4 separate regions of the Mus musculus genome follow, and regions 1, 2 and 3 are each linked to region 4. The links are chromatin loops, found by intact Hi-C in ENCODE. Cell type or tissue: left cerebral cortex. All regions are shown on one strand.

What was found. Hi-C counts contacts between places; a loop is a spot of excess contacts. Peaks named below come from ENCODE experiments on the same cell type or tissue, not always from the same donor. Only the 100,000 strongest peaks of a DNase experiment are listed, where the experiment ranks them.
Region 1: a loop joins it to region 4, with 9 times the contacts of the local background. A loop is called at or near these places in 2 of 42 quality-filtered maps.
Region 2: it touches region 4 in a loop (8-fold over the local background); 21 of 42 quality-filtered maps call a loop at or near these places.
Region 3: it touches region 4 in a loop (9-fold over the local background); 41 of 42 quality-filtered maps call a loop at or near these places.

Annotation. Positions count from the first base shown.
Region 1 is chr1:133,417,281-133,425,280 of GRCm38, reverse strand. Sox13 (SRY (sex determining region Y)-box 13) reads left to right here and starts at 1,069. Exons shown (of 14, transcript NM_011439.2): 1 at 1,069-1,405. In left cerebral cortex, a CTCF peak has its summit at 3,116; DNase peaks (open chromatin) are centred at 924, 2,371 and 6,872; H3K4me3 peaks cover 3,742 bases; H3K27ac peaks cover 3,103 bases.
Region 2 is chr1:133,309,592-133,317,591 of GRCm38, reverse strand. It overlaps Golt1a (golgi transport 1A), which reads right to left and starts at 7,769. Exons shown (of 5, transcript NM_026680.4): 1 at 7,681-7,769. The coding sequence starts at 7,705. In left cerebral cortex, CTCF peaks have their summits at 265 (motif pointing left), 860, 3,007 (motif pointing left) and 6,185 (motif pointing left); DNase peaks (open chromatin) are centred at 230, 3,005 and 5,461; H3K27ac peaks cover 956 bases.
Region 3 is chr1:133,379,002-133,387,001 of GRCm38, reverse strand. It overlaps Etnk2 (ethanolamine kinase 2), which reads right to left. Exons shown (of 8, transcript NM_175443.5): 8 at 6,684-7,685. The coding sequence ends at 7,613. It overlaps Sox13 (SRY (sex determining region Y)-box 13), which reads left to right. Exons shown (of 14, transcript NM_011439.2): 9 at 74-236; 10 at 708-817; 11 at 912-1,008; 12 at 1,393-1,536; 13 at 2,329-2,545; 14 at 3,078-4,702. The coding sequence ends at 3,351. Among named protein-coding and RNA genes, the nearest start is that of Etnk2, 19 kb to the right of the region's middle. In left cerebral cortex, CTCF peaks have their summits at 1,324 (motif pointing left), 4,770 (motif pointing left) and 6,116 (motif pointing right); DNase peaks (open chromatin) are centred at 3,884, 4,721, 6,126, 7,055 and 1 more place.
Region 4 is chr1:133,607,067-133,615,066 of GRCm38, reverse strand. Snrpe (small nuclear ribonucleoprotein E) reads left to right here and starts at 4,787. Exons shown (of 5, transcript NM_009227.3): 1 at 4,787-4,903; 2 at 5,323-5,349; 3 at 6,108-6,170. The coding sequence starts at 4,850. In left cerebral cortex, CTCF peaks have their summits at 979 and 4,615 (motif pointing right); DNase peaks (open chromatin) are centred at 3,958 and 4,718; H3K4me3 peaks cover 1,275 bases; H3K27ac peaks cover 768 bases.

The DNA of each region.
Region 1 (8,000 bases), 190 kb after region 4:
CAGAAAGGGCTGCCACTGTGTCATTCATCTTGGTGATCCCTGGCATCTGCTTGGGTCAGGTTTGGTGTAGACATTTAATAGATGGGCCGAATGAGGAGAAACCCTTCTTCAAACAAACCTTCCTCCTAAACGGGGCAGGAAGAAAGGAAGGACTTGTTGGAGAAATTCTAAAAAGGACAGGGCTAGGGAGTGGCTAGACATTAGGAAGCTGTCAGAGATCTGATCGCATCAAAGCAGGTCTCTCCTTGCCCTCAGGTTGGTTTCAAATTGAGATCCTCCTGCCTCAGCTTCCCAGGTATTATAGGCATGAGCCACTCCCAGCTCCAAGGGCAGTTCTCAAGGAGCATGCCTTTAATCCTAGCACCCTGGAGGCAGAGCCAAGCAGGTTTCTGTGAGTTCGAGGCCAGTCTGATTTACCAGTGAGAAAAATAAAGTTCAATCTCGGGTCTCTGGAGGAGGCTGTGAACTGGACTTGTTAAAAGGAATGAAAATTCCCCATAGTAACTCTCAAACCTGGGTCGAGGGGACTAGGCAGAATTCACCTTCCTCCCCCTATTTTCTCTATCCAGTGGGTCACTACATCTCCACAGGTCTCACTCTGGAGAACCTCTGCTGTCCCCTTCCCAGCACAGGTCTCCAGCTGTTGAGGCCTGGCTGGACCAGCTGCTGGGAGGAGGAGGAGGAGGAGGAGGAGGAGGAGGAGGAGGAGGAGGAGGAGGAGGAGGAGGAGGAGGAGGAGGAGGAGGAGGAAGCTCTGTCCCTCCCTCCTCCATCTCCACACCCTCCCTCCTCCCCCGCCCGCTCGCGCCCTCCCTCCCTCCCTCCCTCTTTCTCCTCGGAGGCTGTCGGAGTGGCTTTCGCAGAAGCGAGCGGCGAGCGCCCTGCTCCAGTCCCGCCTGGGAACTGAAGTGTACGAGCGCGGCTCCTGGAAGCCGAGCTCCGGAGCGGCCGGCGGAGGTCGAAGGCCGAGGCGGCGCGCTCAGCTTCGGAGGCCCTGGCTTTGGACCCAGCGGGCTCGGAGCTGCGCGGAGGAGCAGAGCGCACTGCCCGCCGGCCTGGCGGGCGCAGCGGCCGCGAGTCCGGGAGCCGGACTGCGGAAGGGAACACGGCGGCGGCCAGCCGGGGGCAGAGGGCAGAGTGCCGAGCGGCCTGGCTCGGAGGAGGGCGCCGCCCGACCCGTCCTCAGCTCGGCGACCGTGGCCAGCGGAGCCCGGCGGGCCGCGGGTCCTGAGCGCTTCCAGCCCACGGCGGGGGGCGTGCCTCCGCCCGGCCGCGCCGCCCCGGCCCGCTGCCCGCCGCGTTGCCGGGGCATGTGAGCGGGAAGGCCAGGCTGCTGGCTGCCGGGACGCACTGAGCAGAAGCCGGAGCGCGGAGTTGCGACCCCGGGCCCGCGCCCGACCGATTAGTAAGTGCGCCCCTTCGCGCCGCGCGCCCCATCACCCCAGCCTCGCGAAGTTTGACACGCGCGCCCCCGCGTTCCTAGGGACACGCTGGCTCTCTGCCGCGCGACTTTCCATCTTGGGCAAAGTTTTTGCCAGGCGGAGCCGATCCTACCAGACCCCTCACAACGCCGGCCGGTGGCGCCGCGCTGATCCCGCGTCCTTTTGGAGGGCAGTGGCTACAGGCCGTTGGGGGTGGCGTGCGCGCGCCACGCGAGCCGGGCTTCGGGGGTCCTCTACCCGCCCGCCCTTTGCGACCCGCCGGCCTTAGGTCTTTCGCCCCAGCCTGACCAACGCTCCCAGTTTAAGCACTCCCAGCCTGAGCTTAGATGTCCCCGTGCGAGCCCCACGTGGGGCTCGGGTACCCGCAACGCGGAGCTCCGGTCCCGGGGTGCATTGGGCAGCCGGGGTTCAGCGCGCGCCCTTCCCACGGCTCCGGTTCATTCCCCGCGGACCAGCCGGGCGCCGCCTCCCATTTTTTCAGCCCTTGCTGCTCTTCACTCCAGCCTGCCCCTTGCCACCCCTGCGTCCCACGGTGGAGTGTCGGAGAAGCGCCTTTCAGCCCCTTTCACTGTAGAAATAAATTGATCACAGGACTGATGGGATGGGGGTGGGGGGTGGTCGCGTAGTCCCAGCGGTTCGCCATTGTTTTCCCATCCCACGTTCGGTACGTAAACACACACTCACGCGAGTGTGTGTGTGTGTGCGTGCGTGTGTTTGCACGCGCCAGCTGCGGCTGCTCAGATTCCCCAGGAGCTCTAGGGTCGCCCGCGGGATCTCCCCGCAACCAACCTACATGTCCTGGCAGGAGGTGCCTCATTACTTGAAGCTGGGGGGGGAAAGGCACGGAGAGTGGGAGCTGTCCCAGAGTCCTTGGCGAGGCCGGGGGTCCGGCTTGGGCTGGACGTGAATTTTGAACTTCAGCCTTGGATCATTCCGGGAGGACCCCGGGCGCTTGAGCGGTGGCTCTAGCCTGGGAGGGTCCCCAGCAGCTGGCGCTCTTGGCAGCATCTCCGTGACAAGAGCTTAGAGGAAACTGAGGAGTTTTCCTGGGAAGTTTGCTTTAGCTCTGTGGGAATTTCCGGGCCCGGCGCCTTAGCGCTGGCGCTGGCAGAGGGGTCTGACCTAAGGCAGTCAGTCAGTGATGCTGCCACTCCGAGCAAGGTTCCCAGAGACCCTGTTTCCAACTTCTTGATGCGGTAGGAAGTCCCTCACTGTGTGCTAGATTCAACACACTTGGGTCTTGTTCTTGACCGAGATGGGTCGCTTGATCCTGGCGATGTCCAAACATCGCCTGTACTTTCTCAGTTTAAAAAAAGGGCGGATCTGTGCTTCTATCTTTGAAGCTGGTGTATGTTGATGGTTTGAAGGATGCTGGTTTGGAAGGCCTGTACCACGGAACGCCAGATAGCCTTGTAGTTAGAACCAGGAAGCTAAGCTGGAGTTGTACAGTAGTGCAGCCGCTGGTGGTGCCACCGAAGGCAATTTGACCCACCTCCCTTGCTCAGGTTACTTATCTGTATAGTGAGGTTAAATTCTGACAGTGGCCACCTCGTGGGGGTGGTCTTAAGGATGAAAAGTCTAAAGGCAATCTCAGCGCCATGCGGCACAAAGTAAATAAATGCTCGGCAACTGTTAGCTTTTGTTGTCGGGATGTAACTTAGTGGAAGAGCTCTAGCTCAACATGCAGGAAATCTTGGGTACTGTATTCAGTGTGTGCATTTGGGAAGTTAGCTGTTGTTTCTTATTACTAATCATATTTACGTCTATTATTGTTGTTACTATTAGTTTGTTTTCCAATACAGGGTCTCTGCGTAGCTCTGGCCGCTCTGGGACTTGTTTTGTAGACCAGGCTGGCCTCGAACTCAGATTCTTCTGCCTCTGTCTCCTGAGTGCTGGGATTAAAGGCACAGACACCATGCCCAGCTAGCTATTGTCCTTACTGTAATAACAGTATTATCAAGCCCAGGGCCTAGTTCATACTGGGGAAGTGACTACCACGGAGCAGTATCTCCAACCTGGGCCATTATAATTTAAAGGACCGTGTATAGAGCCCACAATCTTTGTGATTGTGTCCGTTTGATCGATTTTAGTAATTATCACTTATGGGGAGGAAGTGACCTCACTCTCCTTCCTACCTCTTCTGGATTCTGATCTACCCAAACTTACCTTCTTGTTACTTACCTGCTTCAACCTTTTTGAGTACTTTTTTCCTTCCTTCTTCCCTTCCTTCTTTCCTCTTAAAAATTAATCTTCACACCATGTAGCATTCTCCCTGGAAACAGCCCCAGGAAGGAAATGTCTTTGAAAGGGTATTCCCTGGACACCCTGGTCTGTGCTGCAGACCCAGGATTGGATGTGCATTTGTGTCTCAGAGAACTGGGTGGATTTTCACTAAGAGGATCCCAGGTGTCTGGGGCTCAGGGGAAGTCAGGTGGGCCAGGCAGACTGCCTGCCCTAGAGGGTTCTGTTCCCAGGGTAGGATCTGTTTCCTGTTGCTGGGGCTCACTTGAGAACCTAGCCTAGCTAGCCTGGCTGCCAAGCATACTGCATCTGAGACTTAGATAAATGAGAGCTGTCACCTCCAACTTTACAGTGACAGTTGGAGAGGCTACTCGGAATGTAGGGGAGACACAGGTTCTTGTCTTTATTGCGGCATAGCACAGGGAGGGGAGATCCAGGGGCACCCCTTTCTTCCTTCCCTGACCTTCTGACCCTTACCAGGCATGGGGGCTGGGGGTGGGTGGCCAGTGTGGGAAAACTTGGTGTTGGGAAGGTCCTGCAAGTAGGCGGTTTGCAGATGCAAAGTTTAAAACATCTGCTTCATTCCTTAACAGAAACTTGTGGAAGGAATATGCCAATCTCCTGCCGGGCCTGGGCTAGACAGTGTGATAGTAGGTGGACAAGTGGATTGCCTACCTGTTGTAGAGCGGCTGCTTTCTAATGGGGGTCCCGACCATTAGAGTACCAGACCATGAGAAAAAATACCCAATGTGGGGAGGTAGAGCACAGGGCAGAGGACTTGTTGGGAGGCCAGTGAAGACTGCCCTGGGAAGAACTCAGGATAGCATAGGCCTGAAGACAGAAGGATCCAGCTGCACACAGCTGGGAAGAGGAGCATTCCAGGCTGAGGCACCAGCAGATGCTCTCCTCCTCCCAGGTCAGAACCAAGTATGCGGCTTGGTGGTTGGAAAAGAGCCTGTAGGATCAGGAGGGTCAGAGCCTGGCTGGTGGCACCTGGTAGAGTGACTGGGGGTTGGGGTGGGCTGCATTTTACTGTCAGCTCCACAGGAAGCCGTTGGAGAGTAGAGTGATTTATGATTTTTTTAAGATGATTTGATACCAAAGAAAGTGATCCCGATTGCCCCAGGGCAGGAAATGATGGCTGAGGGAGGAGAGATTGTGTTTTTTTGTTGTTTATTTTGTTCTTTGTAAATTTAGTACATGTGCACACATATCAACAATGCCCCAACCCCCAAAATACTTTTAACAGAACACCTTAAAACCTGGAGAAAGTACAGGAAAAGCTGATATGTGTCCACACACTGATACATGTATGATACAATCTGGTGCAGTTAGATGTGTACATGTAGAAGGTTTTTTATGTTTGTTTAAAAATTTTTAATTACACTTATTTATTTAGTGTTTGTGTGTTAGTGGTAGGGACTTGTGGCACTGTATTTGTGTGGAGGTCAAAGAAAGAGATGGCCTCCACTTTACATATGTCCACATGGAGACATACTTGTAGGGAGGGGAGCATGGAACATGTGGAGTTCAGGAGAAACCAGAGGGGAGGGGTGTGTGTGTGTGTATAATTCAGAAGCACCAGGACCAGGAATCATGAAGAGATGTTGCCAACCTCAGGTCCACCCTGCAGCCTTATTTGCACATGGGAAGTAGCCCAACAGGGTCTTTTTGCTTTATAAACAAAGAAACAAAGAAACAAACAAATAAAAACAGATTTGGGAACTGTGTGTCGTATGAGAAGGACTTAGGTAGAGCAGATGTCCTGTTTCTGGTCCATGAGGTGAGACAACGGCCCAGAGAAGATCTGTCTCTTAGAGCTGCTGAGGCCCCTGGGCTGTAAGGCTGCTAGGTAGCTGTTGGTAGCTGCATGTGCTCCTCCTGGACACCCATGGGTCTTGCCCTTGAGGGCTCACACACTAAGGTTTTCTCTGGAGGTTTGGGGTGGCCTTTCTTGAGCTACCTTAGGTGTGCTTTCAGGAAGCTAATGCCGTGGTAAGGGGAATCCACACCCCTGTCCTGCACCCCTCTCCTCAGTACATTGATGGGTGAAGCTGAGTGTTTGCAAAGGCCTCTGTGCAGGGAGGGCTGCCACCTTGAATGGGAGTTATTTTCCTTTTGCTTAGGAGGGCCTGTTTCTGCCTGCACTTGCTGCCATTCCTACCCTTTGCTAGTCCCCTTCCTAAAATGCCCTGGGTTGCTGTCAGAACTCCTGTCACCAGATGAAGAACTAGCACCTACAGTCTCCCTGATGCAGGCAGCAGGCATGATCTGAATGCTGCTCCTTCTCTGTTGACCTTCGTGCTCCCAAAGACCTATCTTAGAGATTCATTATTTGCCATTTGGGCAAGGCCACCTCCACCCTCTGCCACTGTCCCTGAAGGGGATGTGTATCACCATGCTTTCTTACAATACAGATGCATCCTACATGACCCTGTTCTATGCCAACGAGACCCTGTTCCTCTGGACTTCTGGCCCTCATGACCCAGGCTTGGTACGAGGCTTTCCCAGTTTTAAGAAGACCTCTCTGCTTTGGTGGCTTTGGGTTGGCTTGGGGACCCCTAGGACTGTCGGGCTGTGATACTGTCAAGGACCCCAAGTCCCAGAGAAAGTGCTAGGTTGTAATCAGACCTATAGGCTGCGAGGGCAGGAGGGCAGGAGGGGAGGAAGTGGCTCCTTTCCCTGCTTCCATTCAAAAGCCAGCCACAGCTAAAGCTATGTAGTGTGTGGCCTGGTACCAGACCAGTTAGAAGAGTTCCAGATACTGAAGGGGCAGAAGCTTATGGGATACAAGACTAGGGAGAAGTGGGGACAATGTCTGCTGCCTTTTTCCTAAGTCATATTATCCAGCTAGGCCCTTCTGGTCTCTGAGAAGCTGCAAACCTGGCATTGGGAACCACAGAGAGAAACCCACATCCCACTCCCACTGGCCTTAGCAGTAAGCCTGGTAAACTGCCCGTGGGGATGGGGCAGGGATTGGAAAGGAGCATTGGGCTCTCCCTCTACGTTGCCCCTCTCCCGTGCTTTGTAAGGACAGGTCCTAGGTAAGGTTTCAGTGTTCTGGCTTGAAAGAAGAAAGGGAAGGGGCAGTCCAGGGCTCTCCGCTGGCGCCTGGCCCCTGGTGTTTGGGTCTGGAGTCCCCGCCAGGCCTGGCTCCCTGGGGACCCGCCCCAAGGCGGCCGGCCTGTCCTCCTAGCACCCCGCCTCCTGCCTGCGGAACCGGCCGGGCGGAGAACCGGTTCCTGTGGGCCGCCCCGCCCCTCGAGAGGACAAGGGGTCGGCGCCTGCGCGGAGTTGGGTCGAGGCAGGTGCCTTGGGGTCCAGGTGTGACCAGTGAAGGGGGCAGCTGATGTGGGGGCTCCCTTTGTCCCGATAGGCCCGGGGCACCGCAGGGAGAGCGGGAAGCCCCAGTATCCCGGTGGCCCTTCTGAGGCCCGCGGCCATTGCTGACTTCTTCCTTTTTTTTAAAGTTGTGGTTCATTTTATCTTTTTTTCTGTGCTGGGGAAGGACCCCAGTGCCTTGCTTGACCATGCTAGGCATAGCACTGAGCCACAGTGTCTAAAAGTAGCATTAGAAGTGTAGTTACTTTTTTAAAAATCAGAATGAAAGGATTTAAGATATATTGCAATTTGCCGGTGAGACAGAAAGGAATGGACCATTCCATGAGAGACCTGGAGGAGTTGGGTGCTGAAAGGGGCTTCCTGCCAGGCGGGTGACCATCACAGGACAAGGGGCCTTTGAGGCTGGGCCAGACCACTTTGTAACAGCCCAGGGGCCCCTGAAACACTCAACAGTACTGACTGAGGTGTAGTCAGGGACTTGCCAGCCTTATAGCTTTGGCCTTGGTGCAGTTTGATTAGACCAGAGGGATCTGGCTCTCCCTGCAAGTTTTCTGTGGGCCAAACCACCCCTCCCTCCTCAGAGCTCTACTGAAGAAGTCTGAAGTCATTCTACCAACCCAGGGAGGCCTGGGTTCTCAGCCTGTGTCTTGAGGGGTGGGGTGGGGTGGGGAAGGAAGGTTAAGAGGCTGGCAGGAAGCCTTGTGTGAAGGTACAGTGGGGCTCTGGGAGCAGGCTGGGTGTTGGGTGGGACAAGGCTAGGACGTTTTGAAGTCAAGGGGCTCATTTGTCTGGGTGGAGTAAGTGGGGAGTTTTATGTCTATTCACAGGGCCTGGGCCAGGTGGGGCATCTGAGAGCTCCAGGGAGACCCTGAGGATATCAGAGCAATATCCTCAAGGGAAGGGAAGAGTGACTGGAAGGGAAAGAACAGATCAGAGAAGAGCCCTTTGGGGAGGTGAGGTGGAGGAGAGTCCAAT
Region 2 (8,000 bases), 300 kb after region 4:
TTTTGGTTTACACCCAGAAGTGTCATTGCTGCGACACACAGTGATCTTCTTCTGATATCTGAGAGGCTGAGGTACTGGTTTCCAACTTGGCTTCTTTCTCTCAGTCTCCTGTCCTCAGGACACAAGGCTCCCACATCCTTGCCAACACTTGATTTCTAATTAAAAAGGAAAGGAGGCTGGAGAGATGGCTCAGCTCTTCCAGAGGCTGTGAATTCAATTCCCATCAGTCACATGGTGGCTCACAACCATGATGGGATCTGATGCCCTCTTCTGGCACTCAGGTGTACAAGCAGGTAGAGCACTTTTATACATAAAAAATAAATCTTTTAAAAAGAGAGAGAGATTTATTTTCATTTTCCCTTATGTGTATGTATGTGTGTCTGTGTGTTGGCATGCCATGTGTGTGGGCACCAGAAGAGGCAGTCAGATACCCGAGAACTGGAGTTACAGACAGCTGTGAGCCTCCTGGCATAGGGGCTGGGACATGCGTCCTCTGAAAGAGCAGTGGGCACTCTTAACCGTTGAACCATCTCTCCAGCCTCAGTTTTAATGTTTTTGATAGCAGCCATGCTAATAGATGAGGTGATATCACACTGTGAGTTATTTGCTTTTTTAGGTGGAATGATGTCAAGTTTCTGACAAGTCTTCATGGTATGTCTAGACTTATTTCCTACTTCTATTAGGCGCTGTCCTGAATTAAACTTCTCAGCACCCAGGACAGCTGGGCAGAAGACAGCACCCACGGGACCTTAGAATGGCTGTGCTCTTGGGGGTGTTTCTACCCTTGGAGACAAGGTGTCTGCCCACTATAATCCTGCAGGTGGCGTGGTGGAGGACTATACCACATTACTTTAATGTGAATGATAAAGATGTTTGGGATTTGTTGCAGTAGTGGGAGTTAAACCCAGGACCTTATTCCATGTGCTAGACAAGTGTTCTATGCTAGAACTACATCCAATCTCCCACCCCCGAGACAGGGTCATGGTCTGTAGCCTCAGCTGGCCTTGAACTTGCAATGTTCTCCCTTCAGCCTTCTGCGTGCCTGGGACTATGGGTGCTCACTGTTGTTCCAGTCATGTTTTAAGTACTTGTTATAAAACAATCTATATAATGTTTTAAACATGTGTCATCAGCTGGGCATGGTGATACACGCCTTTAATTCTGGCACTCGGGAAGCAGAGGCAGACAGATCTCTGTGGGTCACAGGCTAACCTGGTCTACATAGTGAGTTCCAGCCAGCCAAGGCTACATAGTGAGACTCTGTTTGATGACAGCAACAAAAACAGGAAAAAGTCTGTTATCTCCTTACCCTTGCCAGAAAAATACACATTATGACCCCAGTCTCATAACATCCCCTCCCTCGGCGTGGGGCCACAGTGTAAACATTTTCTTGGTTTTGCTATTTGTTTTGTTAAGATGTCTGTATGCCTGTCCTCAACAGACTTGTTTTTTATGTTTGTTTGCTTGCTTGTTTGTTTTGAAGAACCTACTTTTCTCAGATTCTCCTTGCATGTCTTTCTGAGAAGGTCAGCCGAGCCATGGATCTCCAGTCTACCCATCCCTGACTATGATTCACTGCTGCCAGCTTTCACAGAGAAACAGGAACTTGAGTCAGGAGGCCACAGAGGCATTTGGACACTGTGAGCTGTGCCCGTGGAAGCAGCAGCCAGGAGTGGCCACAGCAGTGCTCTCACCAACCCCCTGCACATGCCAGATATGTGTGCTGACGTCATCAAAAGCACCCAAGATCACTTCGGGTCTCTATTAAGATTCTGAGAACCGCCAGGCATGGTGGTGCACGCCTTTAATCCCAGCACCGGGGAGGCAGAGGCAGGCAGATTTCTGAGTTCGAGGTCAGCCTGGTCTACAAAGTGAGTTCCAGGACAGCCAGGACTACACAGAGAAACACTGTCTCGCAAAAAACCAAAAAACCAAAAACAAACAAACAAAGAATTCTGAGAACCACTATGAAGAAACTCTATAGAGGGTTCTGAGACATGGCAGACTCCAAAGTGACCCACGGGCACAGCCAGACAAGAATTCATGCCCTGCTCAGTGGTATGTATCCGCATGCCAGAACTCAGAAGGTGGAGGCAGAAGGACTGTGAGTTCAAGATCAGAGTGAAACCCTGACTCAAAACAAAACACCAGGTATGGTGATGTATGCTGCAATCCTAGCCTCAGGGGGCAAAGGTGGGGAGTTCCGGCAGGTCTGGGGCCAGCCTAAACTATAGAGTAAGATTCTGTCTCAAAACACTGAAACCAACCAACCAACCAACCAACCAACCAACAAACCAACCAATGAATCAAACACTCTGTGTCTGTGTGTGTGTGTCTGTGTGTGTGTGTGTATGCATATATATGTATATATATGAGTTTTTGAGACTTAGTGTTATGTAGCCCAGGAGAGTCCCCCTGCGTCAGCCTCCTCAGTAGTGCTGGCTGGAACTACAAGCGTGTGCCCCCACCCCCACTGAGTGCAGTTCATTTCTCTTATGTTAGACATCTTTTCTAGCAGTGATTTGCTCAATGATCACTTGGCAGTTTGTTTGGTAGTCTTCTCCACAGGTTGGGGCAATCCCAGAATTTTCCTCTGTTGGGAATCTGCCTTTTTATAGACCATATACAGTTGCTTGGTAGTCTTCTCCACAGGTTGGGGCAATCCCAGAATTTTCCTCTGTTGGGAATCTGCCTTTTTATAGACCATATACAGTTGCTTCCAGCATTCCAGCATTCACACAAAAGCTCATAGACAGGCATTAGAAAGTGGGTTTCTCTCACACAGTTTCAAAATGAGCCCCTCCTGTTGCTTCTACTGTAGTTTTCATGAGTCAGTCAAATTCAGGGAGAGGGGGCTGCACCTGAAGTTCCTATTAGGATAGCAGCCATGGCAGAGAAGGCAGTGGGGTTTGGGGTAGGGGTGGGGGTGTGTCACACACATACACAGGAACTACGAGTTTGTAGGTGATGTTCCCATGATCCAGACAGAGGTCGCAGCGCCCCCTGCTGCACAAGTTACAAAGCAGCAAGCAGGGAGTAAATGGAAATGCTTCAGGATGGTCTGGCTCCAGGGAGGACACTGCCTAGCAAGGGGAGAGAACGCCTCTGGCTTCAAATGTCCAGTTTTGGGTCTCCCCATGCCGCACGTCATCTGAGCCCTGACTCTCTAGCCGCTGGTCCCTAGGTCCTGCAGTTCCCAAACTGTTGCCAGAAGGAGCCCTCAGCCGGCAGCCGATGAGGAGAGGCCAAAGCCAGGTGATCAGGGCATAGCTTTTCAGACTGCATCAGAGAAAGCCAGGTTCGATGTCCTCTTTGCTGCAGTGCATTATCACCTGGAGCACATGGACCGGTCTCTTTGGCCCAAGATGATGTGTTTATTCTTTCCCAAGTTCCTCAGGCCTCTTCTGTAATTCGTGAGTTCATGTGATCCTCCTGCCTCAGCCTTCTAAGTATCTGTGGCTAAAGGTGTGAGACAGCCTCTGGCCTTTTTCTCTTTATACAATTAAAACGTACCAAACTAAATACTCCATTAAGAGTCTTGGTCCTTACCTACTTGAGAGTGGGTGCCACCGCTGGACTATTCTGACTGCCCTTCCCTTACCCTTGAGATAGGCCAAGTACAGAAAATGAACACTTGAATATGTCTATTGTCCTGCCCTAAGAACCCATTCAAGTCATGAATGGCAGTAATATCATCCATAGGATGATATCATGTGCTATTTGTAGTGTGCCTGACTGGAAAACCTCCCACAATCAGAGCTCAACAGGACCTTGATCTTCTGAAGAATCAGGCCACTTATCTTGTACCCGGTCTCTTCATAGGATTTGTCTAAGACTTTCCCATGTCAGAATTCACTGGCAGAGCCGTCTGCAGGACATTACCGTGTATACCTCCCGCAGTCTCTCGGTGAACCTGCTGCTAGCCTGACTCCCACTGGTGATCTCTCTTTGCTCTTCAGGTGACACACTGGGCCCATCTGCATGAGGTCTGTATACTTCAGGATTCTCTAGAGTCACAGAACTTATGGAATCTATATCTATAAAGGGAATTTATTGGAGTGACTTGCAGGCTGCAGTCTAACTAACACAACAATGGGCAGCTGTGAATGGGAAGTCTAAGAGTCTACTATTGGCTCAGTCCCACGAGGCTAGGTGCTTCAGCTGGTCTTCTGTATAAGCTGGGATCTTGGAGAAGTAGGTTCCCACAGATGTGCTGGCAGTAAGTGCAAGCAGGCGAAGAATGAACACGCCCTTCCTTCTTCCATTGTCCTCATGTAGGTCTCCAGCAGAAGGTATGGCCCAGATTAAAGGTGTGCCTCAAGATATGGACTAAAGGTGTGTCCTCCAGTCTCAAGATCTGGATCACAGGTGTGCCCCTCCATTTCTGGATTATAGGTCATTCCAGATATAGTCAAGTTGACTACTGAGAATGGCCATCACAAAGACCCTACCTCTACTCCATAGGAAGGCCCTCCATGCCCCATCTTGGCTACCCATGGAACACTGCCCACAGCCTGGGGCTCTGACACCCTGCTCTGAGTACCCCTTCGTGTTTCCTCGAATGACTTTCTGACTGACTGTTCCAGACGAAGGAGAGTTGACAGTAGTGACAGACAGTTGATGGCCCTGCAACACCAGGCAGAGTTCACACTGCCTGCTGAGGGGCTGTGATTAACTCCACTTTACAAACACAACTAAACCCTCCCTGATGAGGTATGATGGCTACCCGGGTCTTAAATACAGTTGAGACCCTGAAATGTAACCTTAACCTACCCAGTCGTTTCCACTCCTGCAGAAAGTGTTCTTGTTTTGACCATTAATAACCCAAAGCTCCAAGTGGGTGTCAGCCCTTGGCAGTGGGCAGCAGGCCACTGCCTGGTTGGAAGCTTTCCTCTTGGCTCTCAGGATGCTTTATGATTTTCTTCCTGCCAGCTAGCTGTAACCCTACCTCCACCCCTGACCGTCTACCTGTACTCCCCCACCCCACCCCACCGGCTAGCTGTACCTCTCCCCCCCCCCCGCCCCCACCAGCTACCTGTACCTCCCCCCGGAACTCCCACTCCCACCCCCACCGCTAGCTGTGCCTCCCACCCCCGCCCCCACCCCCACCGGCTAGCTGTACCCCCCCCGCCCCCCTTTACCAGCTCCTACTTTCTTCTGTGATTTGGTTCACTCAGGGCTTGGGCCCAGCTCCTGAATCTCCTCATTCTGTTTTCCCACCCCTTCCTGTGTTTTTAAATGCTTGCCTGTGTGCTGACAATGCCGACATTTATCTCTCGCGCCCAGGATGCCTGAGACCCCACTGCTTGCTTAACCGTCCGTCAGCTTGGTTTTCTCTCTGGCAGTCTGCACGCCACCTGGTCCCAAACAGTGATCAGCCTTCCTTTCTTTATCCCGTGCCTCCAGCATCTCCACTGCCACTGCCTGCCAAGTCCCTCGAGGCGCCCGCCACCCACCCTATCTAATCTGGTATCAGGCAGCTGCTTCCAGAAGCATCCAAAACCCTCCATGCTTCTTCCTTCTTGCCAAGTCACTTCTAGCTATCCTCATCTCTCCCCTCCTCCCTCCCCCACACAGTCTCCATTAGCTTCTAGTTTCCTGCTTGTCACCACTCCTATCCCCAGTCCTCCACATAGAGCTCTAGGACCGAAAGTGTACCAGCTGATCATATAGCATCCTTCTCACTGGAATGAAGCAGGGACCTTTTTCTATACATGCCTTACAGGGCATGTGTATGGGGTGGGGGGTCTCAGACATCTTCCACTTTCTCTCGAGCCCCGCCACTCCTCTTACACCACTGCCTTTGACTTCTTACGATGCCCACGCTTTCTTGCCCCAGGACCTTTGCATATGAGGTTTCCTAGGTGGAACAGTGTCCTTTAAATGCCAGCTCCTCAGGGGAGCCTGTCCCTGTGCTCTGACAACAATCTTGTCACTTCTCCCTCTCACAGGACCAAGCATCATAGGACTTGTCCCAGCCTCTAAGAGCGTATTATCACACTTGAAGGCTAATGAGCTTAATAGCATGTCAGCATGCCCCTGCCTCAGGGCTCTGCTGTTCTTCCTTCTTACCCCCTCAGTTGCAAGGTGGGAATGCAGGGGAAGCAGTTTGGGTGAGGTAAGTCAGGAGATATTTAGGTTGTCACAAGGTATGGGAGGGTCGACTGCTGTCACCTGCTGGGTGGCCAGAGGTACTGCTAAAATTTCACAGTGTCCAGGACAGTTCCCTTAACAGTAACATCTGCACCCAAAGGCTGCGTGAGCTGGGGAGGCTGAGAGCCTGTGCCCTGGGATCTAGGGACTCTTTTGGTTTTAAGCATCAGCTATCTACGTGTTGGTGACTTCCATGTTTCTCTTTCTGGACAAGTCCCTTGGAGTTCAGACCCTTACCCTCTAACTCCCTGCCTGAAGTCTATCCAGGATGTCTGAGACAAGGGCGCCCAGCCCCTTCAGACCTGGCTCCTGCTTCCCACTTCGGCTTCTTTTCTGGGACACTCCCCAGGCACCAGAGAAATATTCTTAACTTTTATCCTTCCATATCTCCACTCCAGAAAATTCCTCCACACAGGCCCACAGGACCACTTCCTATCTCTGTACGGCTCACATCCTGGCCCTGTCTTCTCTCGCCTTGGAAGGGTCTCTTCATTGCTGCTCCATCCTCTACAGTCTACTTTACCTCAGCAGCCAGAATGAGCTTTTCATATGCTCTAACCTTTGCTGTCTACACACTGGTCCAGCATGGGCTAATACAGTGGTCCAGCATAGGCTACCTTTCTGCCTATAATGTTTCAGCCACACCAGTCTCTTGGTTGGGGCTCGCACACCGCAGATGCAATGTCTCAGGACCTTTGTGCTGGCTGTTTCCTCTTCCTGGAACATTCTGCCTCCAGACGGCTGCATAGCCTACCTTCTCACTTCCTGTAGTGCTCTGCATTAATGGCCCTTTGCAACAAAGCCTTCCCTGGACAGAGGATATGAATACCCTCACACGCATTCACATCCTTCAAACTCCACGGCCCCTTTAAGAGTAAAGAGTTTTGTGTTAGGCTGGCTCTTGTTACTATGTGACCTGCTAGGCAGTCACTTCTTAAGGTAATGGCTGCCTTCCCTTGCTAGAAGGTAAGCAGAGGGCATGCCTGCCTTAGTCTTGATATTCCCGTCTGTACTGGCACAGTGCTTGGCACAAAGCAAATGTTACCATAGATTCACTGAGAGAAAGCAGGCTCAGAAGCTAAGCAGCTCAGCCAGTGAGACCTTAGCTCTCCCCTCCCTGTGGACAATCGGCTCCTCCCAGGCCACCTCCTACCTAATTCCCCTAAAGGAAAAGTAGGGATGTTTGGGGTGAGGATACAGACCCAGAGCCACAAAAGACCTTGAGGTTTTGGGGTGATGTCTGAATGGGCAGAGGCATCCAAGTTCTCAGAACTATAGGTGAGATGGGCTTCGGCCTGCTGTGAGTTTGCCTCGGGTGGCCCCACCCTCTACAAGGCAGAGGTCACACCTGCCCCGCCCCGCCCCTGCTGCTTCGAGGATGCCAACAGAGCAGCTTCCAACCGCTGGCTCCAGAGGTCACATCTGTAGGTCCCAGCAGAAGAACCAGGTTGGGAAGAGCGAGTGTTCACTCACCCTAGTGGGGACCCCTCCACAGCCCCACGGGCTCCCGCCAGCCAGGCCACTCACTCTGCCACTCGGTGATGGAGATCATGCTTCAGTCCACGGGGGGGCCTTCCTGGTCAGCTGGCTAGTGGAGAGCCCAGAGGACCGAGCCTGAGCATGTTCCAGGGTGGCTGACCCTTGGCAACAGGGACAGAGCCGCAGGTAAATCATTAACTCTCACCCTCCCACATTCCCCACACAAATGGCTACTTAAAGGTACAGACCTGTTCTGAAACTAACATTCACAAAGTTCTTGCTGGCCCACCTCCTCTGAACAACGTGGGAATGGAAAGGCAAGGGTCTGGGCACAGCTGGTTTTCTCGGAGAGGTGGAATGGCGCCCCG
Region 3 (8,000 bases), 230 kb after region 4:
TGAGTCCTGTCTGTCCTGTGATGGGGTGGTCCTCCTTGGGTGTTTCTCATTCTCTGTCTTTTTGGGTCGGCAGGAGCCCCCACAACCACTGAACCTCACAGCCAAGCCCAAGGTACCTGAGCTGCCCAACACCTCCAGCTCTCCCAGCCTGAAGATGAACAGTTGTGGGCCTCGCCCCGCCAGCCATGGGGCTCCCACAAGGGACCTGCAATCCAGCCCCCCCAGCCTGCCTCTGGGTAAGCCTTTTCATCTGCTCTCACCTTAGACGACAGTGAGTCGTCTCACCTTAGACAGTTGAGCCAGACGCCACCTTGGGCACGGTCCTTCCCTTTCTCCGTTCTAGTTTGGGGTTTTTAAACAGTTCTAAGGTACTCCCATCACCGAGCTCCACCCCAGCCTCTGCTTTCTTAAAGCCGGGGATGAGGCTTGCTCTGAGGACGCCTCCTTCCATGGCGCCTTTGTTCTCCAGGATCAGATTAGACAGCATGGGGTCAGGCCACTGAGCTGCGCATCTGAGAGAGTTGCCTCATTCCCGACCCTTGGCACCCTGCAGCAGGCAGTCCTCAGGGAGGTGTGGGGATGGGCAGGGAGTGTACTGCCACAAGGAGACCCTTAGGTGTGACGTGGCAGGAAGCATAAATATGTGGGCTGCTCCTGGGACAAAGCCCTCGGGTCCCTGCCCTTCACTTTGTTCCCTCTCCAAACAGGCTTCCTCGGTGAAGGGGACGCCGTCACCAAAGCCATCCAGGATGCCCGGCAGCTGCTGCACAGCCACAGTGGGGCTTTGGAAAACTCCCCCAATACCCCATTCCGGAAGGTATGGGCCAATCTTCCTCTGCCCAGAGGACAGGAAGATGAAGACAGGATGACAGAGGAAGTACTCATGCCCACATTGTCTCTGTCACCTGCAGGACCTCATCAGCCTGGACTCCTCCCCGGCCAAGGAGCGGCTGGAGGAGAGCTGTGTGCATCCCCTGGAGGAAGCCATGCTGAGCTGTGACATGGATGGTGAGAGCTCTGGCGCTGGGCGCCACTTAACTCCACTAGGGCTGTGTCCGTCCCTGATTCCTTCCTCCCTCCTTTCTTGGGTCCTTCCTGGCATGTGTCTCCATTGTTCCCTGGTGTCTCTATCCGTGGGTCGTCTTCTGGTATCTTGTAACAACTCTGTGGAGCCCTGCTTCTCTGGATCTTTGCTGTGCCTGTTCTCTGGCCGTGGTGGGCCTCTGCTTACCGCTGGCCTTCGCTTCCCTCCTCATCCTCTACTTCCTGCCTTGCTAGGCCTGAGCTGACTTCTCTATGAGCCTCATCAGTGCCTCCTGGTGGCCATGCAAGGGATATCTCTGCCAGCCCCAAAGCTGTTGCCTGCCTGACTCTTACCTACCCATCCTCCAGGCTCCCGTCATTTTTCCGAGTCTCGGAACAGCAGCCACATCAAGAGACCCATGAATGCCTTCATGGTGTGGGCCAAGGATGAACGGAGGAAAATTCTCCAGGCCTTCCCAGACATGCATAACTCCAGCATCAGCAAGATCCTTGGTAAGGGCCAGGGCGTGGGTCCTCTGCAGCTCAGGGTGTTGAGCCCAGGGGACATAGCTCAGTAGGACTGGGTCTGTTTGGAGTTTTCATGCCTTATTGAATCCTGGTAGAATCTTACCAGGTGTAGCAGTTGAGATGTTCTTGGCAGCTGGATCCTAGGACCTTGTACCAGCGCAGGGCTCTTTTGGTTGTCCCTCCCCTTGGGATTTTGTGTATTCTTTACCACCTCCAAACACCCGGTGCCTCTTATGGCCTGTGCTTTGGCAGAAAATAGAGACTAGCATTGTGGACCATTGGTATAGAGACTTTGTGTCAGAGGCTGAGGAGCGGGCAGGGCCGACAAGTCTGAATAAGGGTGGTGTTTTCATGGCTGAGTCCCCTCCAGTAACTGCGCGGGTTTCTTGTCTGGAACACCAGGGTTGTTTTCGGCTTTCCCATGTCTACCCTGGCCCATGCTCTACCACTGAGCTACACCCCAGATTCACATCGGATACTTGATGGCTTGGAGTGGCTGCTCTTTCGTGAATGCCTTTGGGGCGGAGACCTCTCAGGGGTGCCGAGTTGTTTGACATGAGAATGGTACAGACTCCCCGTCATTGCCAGCCTCATCTCTTCCTGGCCCAGCATCCAGGGAGCATCCACACTTGGCCAGGCCCTTGATGAGTGCTTATGCCTTATCATTTTTGATCCCAATTGAAGACCAGGGTCCAATCAGGACTTCTAGCTAGGGCTTGGAACCTGGTGGGGTACCACGAGAGTCTGGCCCTTAGTTTTTGCCTGGTATTGGATCAGGTTCTCGCTGGAAGTCCATGACCAACCAGGAGAAACAGCCGTACTACGAGGAGCAGGCCCGTCTGAGCCGGCAGCACCTGGAGAAATACCCTGACTATAAGTACAAGCCAAGGCCTAAGCGTACCTGTGTCGTGGAGGGCCGGCGGCTGCGAGTGGGCGAGTACAAGGCCTTGATGAGGACACGGCGCCAGGGTGCTCGCCAAAGCTACACCATCCCGTGAGCAGGCCCTCCCTGGTGGCCAGAGGCGGCTTGTGGCTGCTGTGAGAGACTGGGGTTGTGTGTGTGTCTGGTCTTTGTGTGAGGCAGGCAGAGCAGCCAGCAAGGATCTGGGAGCAGAGTTGTGTGCCATCTGCCTGTGTGTGACCCCTGATGGATAATGACTGTGTGCGAGACTGGTGACTGGGAGTTGGGTATAAGACCTAAACTGGGGCACCTGCAGCCTGACAAACGCAGGGCAAATTGAGAACACCACAGGTATTCATCCCGTAGGAAGGCCCCTTATTTGACCATGACAGGCACTAGGGTAGAGTTCTGTGGTCAATGACACTAAAACAAAATAATATTCACGTGCCACCGTCCAACATACCCTCGACTCTGAGCTTTCGAGCTATAGCTGGCAGTGAATTTGGCCATCAGGAAGCACACGCAAGGGCCAGAGTATGCCGGTTACCCAGCCTGCAGGGAGGGCTGGAAGGGCTGGGAGGGCACATGGGTACATCTGTAATTGCGAATTTTCTCTGCCTCTCAGCCCGCAGGCTGGCCAGGCACAGGTGAGCTCAGATATCCTGTTCCCTCGGGCAGCGGGCTTGCCCCTGGCACGTCCACTGGTGGAGCACTATGACCCCCAGGGCCTGGACCCCAACATGCCTGTCATCATCAATACCTGCAGTCTCCGGGAGGAAGGGGAGGGCACAGATGACAGGCACTCGGTGGCCGATGGAGAGATGTACCGGTACAGCGAGGACGAGGACTCAGAGGGTGACGAGAAGAGTGATGAGGAGCTGGTGGTACTCACAGACTGATCCCCAGCTCGCTGGGCCCGGCCCGTCACCGCTGGGGGAAAGACCTTGTTCCCATCCGGACAGGCACAGCCAGCCTTCCTGAACTATCTTGGTACTTGGACTTGGGTGTGGCCAGGTGATGGGTGAAACTGCACTTGTAGATACATTCCCAAGATGGGGGTCCTCCTCTTCATCACACCTCTGGGCCCATCGGAGGAGCCAATGGCCTGGCTGGGTGGGAGTCATGTGGCCGTGGTGGACAAAGCTTGCTGAGGGTTTTAGCCCTTGGGGACAATGGCCAGGGACCACTGGATGTACTTCCTCCTGTCTGCCCACCCACTCAAGGGGATGACAGGGACACACCTGCCCCCCTGAGGTCACATGCTTTGTTTCCATTTCTTCTTGGTCCAGACCAGCCATTGTGGGACAACACACCTGCCCTACAAGCTCCCAGGTCACCCCTCTGCCACCTGGGTTACTTTGAACTCTGCAGTCTGGCTGTGCTGTCTTTTGTCTTCCAAGTCCATGTGCCTCTGGCTACTGTGTGTCTGTGCGCGGCCCACACATGTTCATCACGCCACTCTTGGCAGAAGGCATTTGCTGAGTGTCACTGTGAGCCAGGCACGCCCGTGAGCTCTGTGATGTGTGTCTTGATGCTTCTCTGGGGGCTGCTTCTGTGTTCCTTTGTCCCCACATTGCTACCTCTTTGTCAGTCTGGTGTCTCAGGTTCTGCGTATTTTCTCCCCATGTACACTTCTCCCTCTTCCTCCTCCGTCTGTCCCTGTCCCACCACACCCGCTGTATCCTCTGGGTGTTTGTAGGGCCCAGCCTGCCCCTGGGACTGGCAGTTCCTGACCCCCATGACCCCTTCCCTCCCTTCAGACTCTGCCAGTCAGTTCCCACGGAGCCATTTTTAGCTCCCAGGGCCGTGAGAGCCAGCCCAGGCCTCCAAGGGGGCTCTGCCCTGATTCCCAACGTGTGTGCCGCAGTCATGAGGATCTTTTTCTCAGTGACAGCCCTGCAGAGGGGACCCCATGGCAGCTGGTCTCCATCCCTTCTTCATGAGCTTAGGGTGGCTTCTTCCCTCCCCCCCCCCTTTCCTCCTAAATTAGCTTCCTGGTTGTATCCCAAGGAAATCATTAGCACCTAGTCAAAGATCTGGAGCTGCCCTGGGGCAGGGAAAGACCCCAAACCCCACAAGGCCAGGTGCTTCCCTCCCCACCGCTGTTGACCCTATTTCTCTCCAGACTGTTTCTTTTTATGACTGTAAACATAGATAGTGCTTTATTTTGTTACTAAGAAGATAATGATGAATAACTTAACCAGCATATTTGTTTTCTGATGGGTGTAATAAAGACCGACCATTTCAGGACGTGCCCTTTCTCTGCTGGGAGGCTGGCCTGGCCGAATTCTCGAGTCTAGCGCCAGCCAGTCGCTGCTGCCCCCTGGTGGCAGCATGTGGGAGCATCAGGCAAAGTGTCTGAAAGTAATGGCTTTGACCGGACGGAGACCTAGGACAGGCCTGTGACAGACACACTGCTGAGGGAGGCACTGCAGCAGCCTGGAGGGACAGTGGCTCAGCTCCCCCCTTCACTGAAAGGAATAAGTCTTAAAACTTCCTCATGAATCTTACCGTCTGGGAGAGGGAGTCACTTGGATCCATTGAAAGCTGTGGGCTCATTCCGCAACAGGGTTCACACACAGACACTCAGGAGGGCTCCCTGCCATACTTATCTAGTGATGGTCTTCAAAACTCCATGACCCAACACTTAGAATGGGGATCTCAAAGCCATAGTTGTGACAGAATCGTCACTGGAGGAAAGGACAGAATTCCTCAAAATTAATGGGGTTCTGTAAAGACAGGTCTTGGTTACACTCATACCATCAACATGGTATGGAGGAACAGCAGCTCTTGTAAAAGAAATGGTCCAGGTTAACAAAGGCTCTGTCCTCCATGAGGCGCGGGTGTGTGTGTGTGTGTGTGTGTGTGTGTGTGCGCGCGCGCGCGCGTGCATAGTGTATGTTCCTCACAGAGCTTGGGTTCCAAGTCCAAACCCCTTCTTTAGGAAAAGCTGCATCACCTGGAAGGGCTGAGAATCGGCCTTTGAGGATGAGGGGTCATCAGAGGAGGCCAGGGTCATCCAGCCACCACATGGGGCAAGAGGGAGAAGACTGTTTCTGGGTGGCTAAGAGATGCTCTGGGTATTGTGAGATTGAACCTGAGCTGATAGGCTCAACGTTCACTATTTTGGCTATAGACACACACACACACACACACACACACACACAAAACCTTACCTTCAGCAAAGATGTTGGGAAGTAGAGGAAACTTAACTATGGGGCAAACTTGGCATTGCAGAGGATTTCTTCATTTTACATGTGGGTGAAAGTAGATAAAGAGGGATTAAGACCACACACTGCAGGCTGGAGATGGCTCAGCAGTTAAAGAGCACTGACTGCTCTTCTGAAGGTCCTGAGTTCAAATCCCAGCAACCACATAGTGGCTCACAACCATCTGTAATGAGATCTCATGCCCTCTTCTGGAGTCTGAAGACAGCTACAGTATACTTACATATAATAATATTGAAAAGAAAGAAAAGAAAGACCACACACTGCCAAGACCCAGGGCCAGTTGATGAGGGAGTGTCTTGACTCCTGGCTCTGTCCTTCAGAGCTCTGGCTGTTTTTTCTTTCTTGCTGTCCTTACACCTTGGTCCCCTATCCGGCATTGAGGCAGGGGCCAACAAGAGACTTGCCCAGGGTTCTGGAATCTTCTTTGGCCTCTGCCTATTAATTGGCCACTAGAGGGAGCTGCTTGGCTCAAAGCCCTAACTTCACTCCAAACTCTGATCTCAGGGGAAATTAGACCCCATTATCTCGGGACTCCTCCCAGTTCCTCTTTTGGACCTCTGGCTGGTCCTATGCATTGGGGGGGGGGGGGCACTGAGCCCGACTACCAAGGGTATTCGGGTACCTTTGTCCATAGGCCTCATCTAGCTGCTGTGCCGTCACCACCCCAAATCCTCTGGCCAACTGGAACCTTATGAGAGAATCCGTGAGAAGCAGGGCAGGGCAGATGGGGAGAGGCAGGGACGGCATGTTCTGGTTCTATCAGGACAGCTAGCCACGAGCTCACCATTTGTATGCCTGGGCACGTCTTTTCCCCCAGGTTCTCCATTAGTATCCGTGACCTTGAAGGCCCCAACGAGGGTGGCCCAGAGGTGTACAGGCTGCTGTGCTTTAAGCAGGGGTGAACTCCAAAAGCACGGCGGAAGGGAGGCCAGGTCTGGCCCAGCTCCTCCACACGCATCCATACTAATCAGATCCCAAGCCACTGTCCTTCCAAGACCGTATTCCAGAAACAAACGTTTTAATGCAGAAAACCATAATCTACAAATGAATCACAGTAGGGGCCTATACCAGACTCCCTTAGGCCTGTAAGGACTGGGAGGTGGGTACCGAGCTGGCAACACCTTCAGTATCTGGCCATGTCCTGGTAACTGTGCTGGCTTCTAGGTGCCTAGGCCCTGCCCCCTTGCCTTCCGCCATTCAGTTCCACATGGGAAGATCTTGGTTAAGTTCAGAATAAAAGGAAGAGAAGTGGAAGAGGATGCTGGCTCTGGTGCCTGCCCTCTGGTACCCAAGGTCATGCTTGCTCCAGGTCTACCATCCTCTTCTCTGCAGGGACCTAGCAGGAGCATGGCAGCAGCACAAGGAGGGGACCAGGAGAAGGGGTGGCTGGATGGCATCCGGCTTGGAGAAGCTGGCAGCCTCAGATGAGGCAGCTGCTGGAGGAGCTGTGGAGCGAGTGCAGCTGGGACCTCTCCCCAGGATGACAAGCCAGAGTTGGCTTCCTGCTGGCTTGGAGCTCAGTACCTCTCACAGGAGGCATACGGCTCAGTTGGAGGCCTGGGGTGGGGGTGGGGCACCAGAGGTAGAAATGAACCCTCCCCTCCCCTACTAGGAAGGGTCAAGGACAAACTGAGGCAGCCCAAGCTCTAGCAGTGCCTGGGCTGGCAACTGTGCTCTCACAGGGGGGCAGTCCAGGCCCCCCCACTATCTGCAGGCACTTCCTCTCCAAGCCTAGCAGGATGAAGGGTTTTCCCCACGCCCAATGCTGGGACTCAGCCCCTCCAAACAGGAAAATGAGGTCTTCATTGGCATCCACTGGGAGCCTTCTCCGTGGGTGCCCGCCTTGCCCCAGGGTGCCCAACTCCAAGGCAGAAAGGCACCCTGGGGAGCAGATCTGGCAGCAAGAGGACATGGAGAAACAGGAGGCTGGTCATTTTGGCATCTCCAAGGCCGACACCTGAGGTTTCACCTTAAAGTACTGGTTGAATCGGATCACCGCATACCTGCCAGGGACAGGCAAGGAAGTGGGTGAGCAGGGCGCCTGACAGCCTACTGAGGACTACTACAAACTCAACCAGGTCTAGCCAAATCAACTCCTTTTTTTTTTTTTTTTTTTTTTTTAAATGTGTAGACAAGGTTTCTCTGTGTAGTCCTGGCTGCCTTTGAACTAACTGCAGACCAGTTTGGCCTTGAACTCAGAGCTGGGCAGCTTTCTATCCTTCACACTGGTTCTCACAGTTTGGCTAGGATGGCACCAGTAGTGTGGGCCCTGATGCTGGGCAGGACAGTTCAGAGCAGTGGTTCTCAACTTTCCTAAT
Region 4 (8,000 bases):
GTTCTGCTGGAGCCTGTGTTCTGCTGGAGCTGGTGCTCTGCTGGCTCTGCTGGAGCCTGTGTTCTGCTGGAGCTGGTGCTCTGCCGAGCTGGTGCTCTGCCGGAGCTGGTGCTCTGCCGGAGCTGGTGTTCTGCTGGAGCCTGTGTTCTGCTGGAGCTGGTGCTCTGCCGGAGCTGGTGCTCTGCTGGAGCTGGTGCTCTGCTGGAGCTGGTGCTCTGCTGGAGCCTGTGTTCTGCTGGAGCCGGTGCTCTGCCGAGCTGGTGCTCCTCAGGCATGCTTTTCAGACCCTGGCAGTGTCATGGAAATCTCAAGATTTACAAGAATATTATGATTAGATATAATCTAAAAGAAAATAAACCAAGGTTTCCATTATTAAATATTGAACTGTGAAATATTAATTCGTATATCAGTAAATACAGTGTGTATAAAATGACATTCTAGAGGCTGGCGAGATGGGTCAATAGCTAAGAGCATTTCTTGCAGAGGACCCAGGTTCAATTCTTGGCACCCACGTCTGCTCACAATATTATCTATTTCCAAGGGAGCCAACGCCCTTTTCTGTCTTCTGTGGGTATCTGTCTCGCATGTGGCACCCAGACATACGTGCAAGCAAAACATTTATACGCATATACATCTTTTTAAATGCCATTCTGTACTTTATTTAAAATTTTTCATATTTTCTTTTCTTTTTTTGAGACAGGATTTCTCTGTGTAGCCCCGGTTGCTTTGGAACTCTGTAGACCAGGCTGCCCTCGAACTCAGAGATCCACCTGCTTCTGCCTCCTGAGGGCTGCGATTAAAATCATGCACCACCACGCCCAGCTATGAGAGAAATTTGAAACAGAATGACAAGAAAGTTTTACAATAAAATCCAGGACGTTACCTAGCTTTAACAATTACAAATTCATAGCCAACATATTTCATATTTACCTATTTTTATGAGTGTTTGCCATCATGTATGTATATGTAGTACTTGTGTCCCTAGTGGCAGCACAGGGTTATAGCACTGGAGTTACTGTTGCGAGCCACCATGTGAGTCCAGGGAACCTAGGCTAGCTAGGTCCTCTATAAGAGGGGTAAGTGCTCTCAAAGGCTGAACTGTCTTTCCAGCCCCTCAGCTAATCTTGTTGCTCTCTTCCCACACTGTTGTCCCTATTTAGGCTCTCAGGGCTGGAACCTCTCCAGGGTAAGACGAAGAGGTAGCTTGGGCACAATTTAAGGAAGTGCTTATTCTTGGGGTTATAGTTACACACGTACATGTGGTTCCCTAAATTCTGCTATAACCTAGGTTGAGACTGGGGTCAATCTCAAGCCACACACTCCATTGCTTGCTTTCCCCCATCAGGGTGCCACTGGCTGACCTCTCCTGTCAGGACACAAGGGATGAAAAGAGCTCCTTTACTCTCGATGACAGTTGCACTGTACTACAATCTGTGGAATCATTGATTCCTTATAGACCAACAGACTTGATGTCCTGTCTATATTTCCAACAATGGTACAAAAATCACATTATAGCAGGCTTAAGTTTGTCTAGGGATAGGGGGGAAAGAGAAGGGATCAAAGCCAAGGCCACGTGTAGGATTGTTAGTCCTACACTACCAGAGAGCTAAACCCAGACTTAAAAAACAAACAAAAACCTCTGAAGAAATAAGTCAATAGTATGTACTGGAATTTGACATTTAAATTTAATATTGATATTAAATTTAATAGTAACACAAATTCCAAATGTAATTTTAAAAAATTGGTGATCTAGGTGCTGGACAGATGGCTCAGAAATCAAGAGCACTGGCTCCATTCCCAGAGGATCTGGGTTTGATTCCCAGCACCCACATGGTGGGTCACAATCATCTGTAACTTCAGTTCCAGGAAATCCAATGCCCTTTTCTGGCTTCCATGGGCACCAGGCACACATGTGGTGCATAGGCCTAGTTACAGAAACACCTCTACACATAAAAGGCAAATAATATTGTTTTGCCAAGCAATGGTGGGCACATCTTTAATCCCAGCACTTGGGAGGCAAAGGCAGGAGGATTTCTGAGTTTGAGGTCAGCCTGGTCTACAGAGATTCCAGAATAGCCAGGGCTACACAAAGACATTCTACTAATAAACAAACATAAACAACAACAAAAAACCAATAATGTTTTAAAATTTGATAATCTGATTCTAAAGTTGAATAAAGGAAAATTCTACTTACTTCCCACCAAATAATATATAAAGCTAGAATACTTACAAGTAGTGATACTAGGTCATCAGTAAACACAAGATACCTGGACAAATCTAAACCATACAAATCAACCAACCAAAACTCCTTAAACATTGTCCACTGTCCTCTACGCAGGCTAGAACACCACATTTCTACTTACGATGTGTTCCCATGCATGTAAGTATATGTTTTGTTTTTGTTTTTGTGTTTTTCAGCTTTTGTGTATCAACAGCTATCCCAAAGCTTGCTTTGTGGGTGGCCTCAAACTCAGAGATTCACCTGCCTCTATCTTCTAACTACTGGGATTAAAGATGTGTGCTACCATACCCAGCAAGTGTATGGTTTTTAATGTATTTCTTTCCTTCCACTTTTACATAGAATCCAGGAATTGAACTCACATCACCAGGTTTCATTGCTAGTGCCTTTACCTGCTGAGTCATCTTGCTGGCCCTGGAAAATAATTTTGTTTTAAGAACAAAGAAATCATACAACATTTCTGATGAGTTGTAGAATCACTTAAAAGAATTGTTTATAGGATTCAACTAACCAAAGTTTAGGAATCAGAAAATGCATAAGCAAGTGGTGAGGTGTCTTTGCATTTCAGATGGAGTGGGTCTCTGTGGGTTCTCTCCACTCTGCCTTTGTGGGCAGTAAATGCTTTTTCTCATGTTTGGAGTGTAATAGATTCTCTTTAAAGAAATAATTTTCCCATGTAAAAAAATGTAAGTCTCTTTTTGTAGCTTAAAAATAGCTTTCAGCCAGGTGTGGTGGCACATGCCTTTCGTCTCAGCACTCTGGAGGAAGAGGCAGGTGGATCTTTGTGAGTTCAGACCAGCCTGGTCTGCATAGCAAGTTCCAGGACTGCCATGACTACAGAATGAGACCCTGTCTTAAAAAAAAAAAAAAAAAAAGCTTTCATCGTAATACTTTTATAGATTGGCGCTCGTGTTATTCTCATCTGAAGAAGACCTTAGGTAAGCAAATTTAGATTCTGTTATTTGACCTAAGTGGTATCTCCTAAAGTGCCAGCCAGTCCCCTTAGATGCCATCCAAAATCCTTTCAAGGCTCAGCTTCCTTGTTAGAAAGAGAATATTTAAATAAATGTTAAATATTAAATATTTTAAAATATTAGATAGACTTTGAACCAGGCCACAAGCCCTGTCCTAACAGAAAACTGAGTAGGCTTGCCTACTACTAACATAGGCATGGTTACTAACTAACATAGGCATGGTTACTAACTAACATAGGCATGGTTAATCAGGTTAATCAGTCCCTTTTCTTGCTACTTGTGTTGTGGGGTGGGGGACGAGGCTTTAACACACACACACACACACACACACACACACACACACACACACACATCCAGATAGCTCCTGACTTACAATTCTTCATCCTAAAGATGGTGTGAAAGCAATATGAATTCTGTAAAAAAAAAAAAATCAGACTTTGCATTTTAAATTTTGATCATTTCCCTGGTAAGCAGCTCTAGGTACTTTCTGGTGAGGTGGGGGGCAGCTGCAGCTTCAAGAAAGGCTGCTATGTTGTGTTGCTAAGCGATGGCATTGAGTAGACTAGGCATATACATTTTCAACAATTTTCTGTGTGCATGTGGAGGCCAAAGGATGTCATCAAGTGTCCTTCTGAGTCACTCTTCACCCTACCTTCTGAGACAGGGTCTCTCATTGAACCTAGGACTTGGCGATTAAGTTAGACTAGTTGGCCATCCAGCCCAGGCACCCTCCTTCCTGTCTCTGGAATTACAGGCATGTAATTTTGTGTAGGTGCTGGTTGACAGACCTCATGTCCCACCTACCGAATCATCTCCCCTGGGCCCAAGGTATCTGCATTAAATGCATTTTTTTTTAACTTACATTTCTAACTTACCTTAAGTTTATCAGGTTGTATACCATGTAGGTTGTTTTGTTTTGAAACAAGGCCTCATGTAGCTTAGATCTGGAACGTACTACTTAGCTTAAGGTCATACTCACCTTGCGCCTTCCACAAGCTGAGATTACAGATGTGTTCTAGGAGCACCTGTGCACTACTACCTCCCTGAATCTTCACCTCCTGTCCCCTTGCGGGACGGAGATGCTGAGGCCTAATGACTTAATTATCACCGGTCACACAACTGAGAGAGATCTGAGTCCAACAAGCCGATTTCAATACCTCCAAGCTAGTTAGATTGCCATCTTCAGTTGCCACTGCAACAGTTAACTCTGCATAAAGGTGATGAGGGTTGAATCTGTTATTGAACAAGCCACAACTCCACCACTGCTTCGGGCATGACCATCTAGACTAGCTCTGGGGCCCAAAACAAATAAGGGGAGTCTGCAGATGGTTCTGGACAAGATGCCGCCTCTAAATTCCAGAGCAGCTCTCAGAAGAGCACCTAGGCAGAGGCAAGCCTCTCAGCCTACCTCCAGGTGGCGCTGTAGGACCGACCTCGACTTCAAAGAGCGGTTGAGTCGGAAGGCCGCCGGCGGAGTCTATCAGCATAGAGAAAAAGCGGCTCCTGGCCTAGAGAGGCGTTCCCCAGGACCGGCCCGCGTCGCCGACGACCACTGCACTTCCGTTTCCGGGTCTTGCTTCCGGAAGTCGCTTTCCGAGGCGGCCTTCCTACTCGTGTGGTCTTTGTGACTTCCACCATGGCGTACCGCGGCCAGGGCCAAAAGGTGCAGAAGGTGATGGTGCAGCCCATCGTATCCTACGCTGCGTGAACTCGGGGCTTTGGGGGCCGTAGGCGCCGTGAGCGTGGGCGGGGAGCCGGGCAGCCCGCTGCGGGCCGCTTCCCGTGAGGCCCTGGGGCGAACGGGGAGGCAGGAAAGCGCGCGGAGTTGAAGGGCGGCGGGAGGCGGGAGGCGGAAGGCGGGCTCCGGGTGGACCCGGCCAGGCTGGCGATCCGCGATGAAAGCGGGGGATACCGAGGAGGAGAGGAGGATGTGGGCCATCGGGAAGGTTGGAGAAACGAGGGCGGTGGGGAGGGAGCGCATGCTCCCGGCGGTCGTTTGTGCTTGCGGATGTAGCCCGGCCGGACCTTGGGGCGCTGGAGAGTCCGGCGCGGTTGGGAGCGGAGGCTCCGCTGTTTGTGTAGTTCTTTTCCTTGATCGCCGTGCTGCAGAACCTTATCTTCAGATACTTGCAAAATGTACGTAAGTTGTTTCCTTACTGTTACTGAAATGAAAGTTGGGCCTGTTTGACTCTTTGTAACAAATTCTCTGTTTCTAGTGCTTAGACTAAAAAATTGGGGGGGGGGGAGAACCAGAGTTGAGGATAAGGTCACAGGGAAAGCGCTAATTATTAATATGTCCGTGCTGACTTAAGGATGCACACAGTTACCATTATTCTGTAAGAACAATGTAATTATATTTACTATTAAAATTACTCTGTAAGAACGATTTGTCATCGGATTTAGCAGTGACAGTTGCATAGTGCTTTTTCCATAGTTGGACTTAGAATGGAGAAAAGACACCAAAGCGGGGTTTGGGGGAGTGGGGGCGTTATATACAGAGAAGCGAGTGGCAAATGCTCTTCTTTGAGGAGATTTTAGCGATGTTTATTTTAGAGTGTTACAACACAGATGAAAAATCGTTTTAAGCCATTGTAATTTTTAATCGCCAGATTCGCTTTGTACTATCCTGTGAACAGTTCTAACTGTAAGTGTATTCATGCCAGAAGCAAAAATAAATTTTCAGAGTAGGAAAATTAGTTTGGACAGGCCTGCCCGAGCACTTATTAAATGTTTCTCAGCAGGTTAACCAGTGTTGCTAGCTCTTAGATGAAGACTAACTAGTTCTAGTTTTTGGCTTATATTTATTGGAATTTTTAAGATAAGTCGTTTATTGTGGAAACAAAGTAATGGAGTGGGATTTGTTTACATTTCTAAAGTCATTATTTTTATTTCAGAGATCTCGAATTCAGGTGTGGCTGTATGAACAAGTGAATATGCGGATAGAAGGTTGTATTATTGTGAGTACCCAGGCTATTTTTCCTCAAGTTGTTATTAAAAAAGACATCTCAGAAGATGGCCAGTAAGAACAATATACAAGGCGTCAAGGACCCAACCCAAAGAAAGCTCTTCAGAGCTGGAGTTATTTATTTAGCCTTTTCTCCTTGCTCTGGTTAATAGGGTTAGATAATACTTCTCTTAAGAGGAAGGGAAGGGAGAGGTTAGGCGGTGGTGGCGCACGCCTTTAGTCCCAGCACTCGGGAGGCAGAGGCAGGCGGATTTCTGAGTTTGAGGCCAGGCTGGTCTACAGAGTGAGTTCCAGGACAGCCAGAGCTACACAGAGAAACCCTGTCTTGAAAAACCAAAAAAAAAAAAAAAAAGGAAGGGAGAGTTAAGACTTTTAAGAAGAGCTTCGTTTGTGAGGAGAGGGAACAAAAACAAAATGAGAGGGGGGCGGGGAGTGATAAAGGACTTGCATTCTGGATTAGATCATGCCAGAATAGAGCTGGTGGGGGTGAGACTTATGGTTTGTTAGGCTTCTATCGTGATGGTGTTGGGGATCAAAGTACCTGCTCTACCACACAGCTACCATGGCAATAAGTTTTTGTTGTTATTTTAGATTTATTTGTCTGAGTGTTTTGCCTGTGTGTGTTTAATGCCCAAACAGGCCAGAAGTTGTTGGCTCACCTGAAGATGGGTGATTGTGAGCTTCCATGTAGGTGCTGGGAACCAAACCTGGGTCCTTTGCAAGAGCAGCAAGGAAGGATTTGTAACTCCACCACCTCTCCCGTCTCTGTTTTTCCTTTGTGTGAGGCAGAGTCTTTTAAGAGAGACTTACACATGGAAATCCTCTTGTCTGAGCCTCTTCAATGTTTAGATTAATAGCCATGAAAATGGAAAAAAAATTTTTTTAAAGATTTATTTATTTTTATGTGCAATGGTGTTCTGCCTACTGTTATTTGTGTGAGGGCACCAGATCCCCTGGGACTGGAGTTATCAACAGTTGTGAGATGCCATGTGGGTGCTGGGAATTGAATCTGGGTCCTCTGGAAGAAAAGCCAGTCTTCTTAACTACTGAACTGTCCAGCTCTGGCATTGTTATTTTGAGGCAAGAAATTGCTATGTAGCCCAGTAAAGGCCTTGAACTTCCCATCCTGCCTCAGCCTCCTGAGATTTACAGACGTGCTCAGCCTCACTTTTTTTTTTTCTTTTTTGCATCAAGGGAGTGAGTGGGGTTGCTTTGTACATACTCATATGTGTGGATGTATGTGCTAGAGGTATCTTTTATTGCTCTCTGCTTTTTGAGCCTGGAACTCATGGATTTAACAAGACTAGTTGGCCAGCACTAGGTGCGGCTGCAGGCCACTGTGCACTGCATTGTTTGAGTAGGGATCCAAACTCATGACTGCATGTACTTTACCAATTGACATGTCTCCCTAGTACCTACCCTTCCTCCCAAAGCTGCACAGTATTTTGTTATTTTATGTAGATATCAAGAGTGTCTATCAATACTCTCTTAGGAGTTGGTAAACAAGCACAGTAGTTAGTGGGAGTCGTGTTAGTGAGGAACATGGGTGTGCAGTGACAGAAGGCAATTCATGTGTGCACATGCCGAATTGGGTAGTGTCCAGCAGGCATTCCTGGCGAATATTTACCTCTAAGGGATTGAAGTACTTTGGATCTCATTCTAGCTTTCTTTGCTATTTAAAAAGAGGTAGGCTGGGGATGCAGCTCAGTAGTAAACCTCTTGCCTAATGGGTAGAAGTCGGTGCGCTAATCCTCAACACCATCTCTGCCCCCAAAAAGGAATGAAAATGCCCCCACGCATTGGGCATGTCACATATGACCAG